Regions from separate parts of the Mus musculus genome. Here region 1 is linked to region 2. A link is a loop called in an ENCODE intact Hi-C map of the cell type or tissue named here. Cell type or tissue: left cerebral cortex. All regions are shown on one strand. Links, peaks and the distances in the headings refer to the core of each region. The heading gives the core; the rest is flanking DNA. Region 1 overlaps Vmn2r114 (vomeronasal 2, receptor 114). Region 2 has its middle 32 kb from the start of Vmn2r117.

The links. A loop is a pair of places that touch in the nucleus more often than their neighbours do. Peaks named below come from ENCODE experiments on the same cell type or tissue, not always from the same donor. Only the 100,000 strongest peaks of a DNase experiment are listed, where the experiment ranks them.
Region 1: it touches region 2 in a loop (9-fold over the local background); 8 of 42 quality-filtered maps call a loop at or near these places.

What each region holds. Positions count from the first base shown.
Region 1 is chr17:23,296,327-23,299,250 of GRCm38, forward strand. Vmn2r114 (vomeronasal 2, receptor 114) reads right to left here. Exons shown (of 6, transcript NM_001102584.1): 5 at 539-662. Among named protein-coding and RNA genes, the nearest start is that of Vmn2r114, 15 kb to the right of the region's middle. In left cerebral cortex, for the core only: no CTCF peak of the experiment used is centred there; no DNase peak of the experiment used is centred there.
Region 2 is chr17:23,445,862-23,448,785 of GRCm38, forward strand. It overlaps the pseudogene Vmn2r-ps134. Among named protein-coding and RNA genes, the nearest start is that of Vmn2r117, 32 kb to the right of the region's middle. In left cerebral cortex, for the core only: no CTCF peak of the experiment used is centred there; no DNase peak of the experiment used is centred there.

The sequences.
Region 1 (2,924 bases), core at 121-2,620, 150 kb before region 2:
AGAGAAAGTAGCCAAGGAGCTAAAGGGATCTGCAACCCTATAGGTGGAACAAAATTATGAACTAACCAGTACCCCGGAGCTCTTGACTCTAGCTGCATATATATCAAAAGATGGCCTAGTCGGCCATCACTGGAAAGAGAGGCCCATTGGACTTGCAAACTTTATATGCCCCAGTACAGGGGAACACCAGGGCCAAAAAGGGGGAGTGGGCGGGCAGGGGAGTGGGGGTCGGTGGATATGGGGGACTTTTGGTATAGCATTGGAAATGTAAATGAGTTAAATACCTAATAAAAAATGGAAAAAAAAACTATTTGAGAGTGTGCCACTTACTATGAATTTTCAAGGAATTAAAGATGTAGGACAATTTCTACTTTTTTTCTTAATAAGTACATTTTAAATCATTGTATTCCTATAATGACTAACTTAGGACAGAAATGTATTTTGTTTTTAAGCTTTCATTTTAAACTACTTCAGTGTTCCAATATTGGAACAAGATGATAACCCTTTTGAAGAACTTATTCTACCAAGAAATACTCACTTGTCTCGTTAGAAATTTCATTTTCAGGACAGGGTTTGCAATGAAAAGAGCATGCTGCCATTCCGTCCATCCTGAATTTTCTTGATCCAGGACCACATTCAGCACTGCACACTGAAGTTGGCATCTAATGAAAAGTAAACATATGCTGCTAACTGGAGTTTTATTTACCCTTCCATAATTATATTATATTAGTGTGTGACATTAAGAAACTAATTTCATATAAACCAACAGAGTTACCAGATTTTTTCCTAGTGCATTTTATGAGGACAGATATCAAGATATGGAAAAAATGAGGAAAAGTTGACTTGTTTCCAAACTATTTGAAATTCAAAAATAAACCATGAAAGCCTCCTGTGTGAAAACACTACAGAGGTTTCAAGGTGTTTATTCTAGTTAATTCTTGGCACCTGAGCACATAATGCAGCGTAAAGGCATAGAGAATCATAATTGAGAAATTATCTCTGTCAGGCTAGTCTGTCATCATATATGTGAAGCATATATTAAATATTTTAAAGGTTTATTTATTTATTATATGTTAGTATACTGTAGCTGTCTTCAGACGCTCCAGAAGAGGGTGTCAGATTTCGTTACGGATGGTTGTGAGCCACTATGTGGTGGCTGTGATTTGAAGTCAGGACCTTTGGAAGAGCAGTCAGTGCTCTAAACTGCTGAGCCATCTCTCCAGCCCCCTAAATTGTTAATTGAGGTGTGAGTAGCAAGCCTATTGGGAGCAGAGTTGTCGGTAGGCAGTGGTACATTAGAAATCATACAGAACAAGCCAGTAAGCAGAGTTCCTTGAGTGACTCTGTTTCAGTTGCATTATCCAGGGCCATGCCTTTTCTTCCCTTGAGTGTAACCTATGAGTCAAATCGACCTTTTCCTCCTCAGTTTGCTTATAATTACTGTTTAATAACAGCAAGTTGTAGCAAATTAGGAGTAAAGGACATACAAAACAGGGGAAATAAGGCCTCAAATATCATATAACCAAAATAACCTCAACAACATTACAACAGCAAAACTTAACAAACTAAGAGGAAACACATCAACAGCAGCCTATGATGAGTCTTATTGCATTTGTGGTTAGCAGGTACGGAGTTGCCATATTCCTTTGCAGTATTAGTAGACCATAACTTCCTTTATAGATCAGGGCATAAGGTTTTCCTTCTTTTACTGTATTTTTTAGTATTCATTTTCTCACTAAGAATTTAAAGACTATTTTTATGATGAGTTCTGAACATACATTTCCTTGTCCACATCCTGCTCTTCATTTAATGCATAGTATCCATTTCAGCCCAGGTTTGAGTAGAGTCAATGCAAAAGTCTGACTGACCACAAATGCAGAGAGATACTCCTGACTCTTAATTCAAAGTTGTAGATGAAAGACACATGCCACTACAAAATCTTGTTCTCACTTCTGATTTTAATTGAAATTCTTTGATTCTCTTGTCCATGTGGTACAATATCATCAGTAGTTTGAAATAAAAATATAAACAAAAAATATCTAAAAAAAAGAAAGGAGAGAAAGAAAGAAAGGAAGAAACAAAGAAAGAAGTCTTCTTTATTGAAACAAGTATTCTCATAGATTGTCAGATTTGGCTTATTCTTTTTTAAATTCTGAAATGATGGTAGACTGCATTAAGAGCTTTTTTCTGCATGTTTTTGTATAAAATATAGTTCTATCTTTAAGTTTGATTGTGTGATATTTTACATGTAACTTATATTCATTTGATGAGCCATACTTGCATTCATAGAATGAAGTTATTTGGGCACATTGACTAATATTTTAGTTGTGTTGCTGACATCTGTTGGTAGATTTTTGGTCAAGAATTATTTCAGGAAAGACCAGCATGTGCAGGAGAGCCTGCGGACTGCAGAAGAAACATAGCTTCTGAGACAGGCCCTGTTCTGGGCCTCATCTTCAGCCAGGAAGCAGATCTGAGCTCCAGACACCTGTGCTTCTTCCCCACCAGAGGAGAGGTGGCCACCAGGGAGGGCACTTACCACCAGAGCAGGTGAGAGAGCCATCTTGTAGACTGGATCCCTCAGAGACCAGGGTGTGCAGGAGAGCCTGCTGACTGCAGAAGCAACATAGCCTCTGGGACAGGTCCTGTTTTGGGCCCTCATCTTCAGCCAGGAAGCAGATCTGAGCTCCAGACATCTGTGCTCCTTCCCCTTCAGAGGAGAGGTGGCCTGCAGAGAGTACTCTGACCACTGAGACTCAGGAGAGACTTGGACACCTAGGAGTGCTGACAGAGGCTAACAGAATCACAGGAGGAAAAAAGCTCCAGCCAGACACAGGTATAACAACTAACACCAGAGATTACCAATTGGTGAAAGGCAAATGTAAGAATCTTACTAAGAGAAACCAAGAGCACTCACCATTATC
Region 2 (2,924 bases), core at 293-2,792:
AGTACAATTTCTACTTTTTTTCTTAATAAGTACATTTTAAATCATTGTATTCCTATAACGACTAACTTAGGACAGAGATGTATTTTGCTTTTAAGCTTCATTTTAAAATACTTCATTGTTCCAATATTGAAGCAAGATGATAATTTTTTTGAAGAACTTATTCTAGCAGGAAATACTCACTTGTCTCGTTAGAAATTTCATTTTCAGGACAGGGTTTGCAATGAAAACAGCATGCTGCCATTCCGTCCATCCTGAATTTTCTAGATCCAGGACCACAATCAGCACTGCACACCGAAGTTGGCACCTAATGAAAAGTAGACTGCTAACTGGAGTTTTATTTACTCTTCCATAATTATATTATAATTGTGTATGACATTAAGAAACTAATTTCATATAAACCAACAGAGTTAGCAGATTTTTACCTAGTGCATTTTATGAGGACAGATATCAATATTGAAAAAATGAGTAAAAGTTGACTTGTTTCCCAACTATTTGGAATTCAAGAATAAACCATGAAAGCCTCCTGTGTGAAAACACTACAGAGGTTTCAAGGTGGTTATTCTAGTTAATTCTTGGCACCAGAGACATAATGCAGTGTAAAGGCACAGAGAATCATAATTGAGAAATTATCTCTGTCAGGCTAGTCTGTCATCATATATGTGAAGCATATATTAAATATTTTTAAAGACTTATTTATTTATTATATGTAAGTATACTGTAGCTATCTCCAGACACTCCAGAAGAGGGCATCAGATCTCGTTAAGGATGGTTGTGAGCCACCATGTGGTGGCTGTGATTTGAAGTCAGGACCTTTGGAAGAGCAGTCAGTGCTCTTAACTGCTGAGCCATCTCTCCAGCCCCCTAAATTGTTAATTGAGGTGTGAGTGGCAAGCCTATTGGGAGCAGAGTTGTCGGTAGGCAGTGATACATTAGAAATCATACAGAACAAGCCAGTAAGCAGAGTTCCTTGAATGACTCTGTTTCAGTTGCATTATCCAGGGCCATGCCATTTCTTCCCTTGAGTTTAATCTATGAGTCAAATCGACCTTTTCCTCCTCAGTTTGCTTATAATTACTGCTTAATAACCGCAAATTGTAGCAAATTAGGTGTAAAGGACATACAAAACAGGGGAAATAAGGCCTCAAATATCATATAACCAAAATAACCTCAACATTAGGACAGCAAAACTTAACAAACTAAGAGGAAACACATCAACAGCAGCCTATGATGAGTCCTACTGAATTTGTGGTTAGCAGGTACGGAGTTGCCATATTCCTTTGCAGTATTAGTAGAACTTAACTTCCTTTATAGATCAGGGCACAAGGTTTTCCTTCTTTTACTGTATTTTTTATTATTCATTTTCCCACTAAGAATATGAAGACTATTTTTATGATGAGTTCTTAACATACATTTCCTTGTCCACATCCTGCTCTTCATTTAAGGCATAGTATATATTTCAGCCCAGGTTTGAGTAGAGTCAATGCAAAAGTCTGACTGACCACAAATGCAGAGAGATACTCCTGACTCTTAATTCAGAGATGTAGATGAAAGACACCTGCCACTACAAAATCTTGTTCTCACTTCTGATTTTAATTGAAATTCTTTGATTCTCCTGTCCATGTGGTACAATATCATCAGTAGTTTTGAAATTAAAATGTAAAAAAAATCAAAAAAAAAGAAAAGAAAGAAAGAAAGAAAGAGAGAAACAAAGAAAAAAAGAAGTCTTCTTTATTGAAACAAGTATTCTCATAGATTGTCAGATTTGGTTTATTCTTTTTTAAATTCTGAAATGATGGTAGACTGCATTAAGAGCTTTTTTCTGCATGTTTTTGTATAAAATATAGTTCTATCTTTAAGTTTGATTGTGTGATGTTTTACATGTAACTTATATTCATTTGATGAGCCATACTTGCATTCATAGAATGAAGTTATTTGGGCACATTGACTAATATTTTAGTTGTGTTGCTGACATCTGTTGGTAGATTTTTGGTCAAGAATTATTTCAGGAGAGACCAGCATGTGCAGGAGAGCCTGCGGACTGCAGAAGAAACATAGCTTCTGAGACAGGCCCTGTTCTGGGCCTCATCTTCAGCCAGGAAGCAGATCTGAGCTCCAGACACCTGTGCTTCTTCCCCACCAGAGGAGAGGTGGCCTGCAGAGAGTACTCTGACCACTGAGACTCAGGAGAGACTTGGACACCCAGGAGTGCTGACAGAGGCTAACAGAATCACAGGAGGTAAAAGCTCCAGCTAGACACAGGTATAACAACTAACACCAGAGATTACCAATTGGTGAAAGGCAAAAGTAAGAATCTTACTAACAGAAACCAAGACCACTCACCATTATCAGAGCCCAGCACTCTAACCTCAGCAAGTCTTGGGTACCCCTACACACCAGAAAAGCAAGATTCAGATTTGAATTTGTATCTCATGATTCTGGTAGAGGAGCTTAAGAAAGAAATTAATAACTCACTTAAAAAAAATACAGGAGGGGGAGGCGGCCTCAGCCTCAGCAGCAGCGGTCGCCACCTGGGTTCCGGGACTCCGCGGAACTTAGGAAATTAGTCTGAACAGGTGAGAGGGTGCGCCAGAGAACCGGACAGCTTCTGGGACAGGCAGAAGCACAGAGCCGCTGAGGCAGCACCCTAGGCGGGCCGCAGACAGCCGACCACCGTCCAGAAGAGAGGACAGGTGTCCGCCTGGCTCGGGAGGCGGACTCAGCCTCAGGAGCAGCAGTCGCCATCTTGGTTCCAGGACTCCCTGGAACTTAGGAATTTAGTCTGCACAGGTGAGAGTCTGCACCACAGAAGCTGACAGCTTCTGGGAACTGCCAAAGCAACACAGCTTCTGAGAAAGGCCCTGTTTTGGGCCTTCTTCTTCGACCAGGAGGAGGTCCAAAAACAAGATATCTGCGCACCTTCCCTG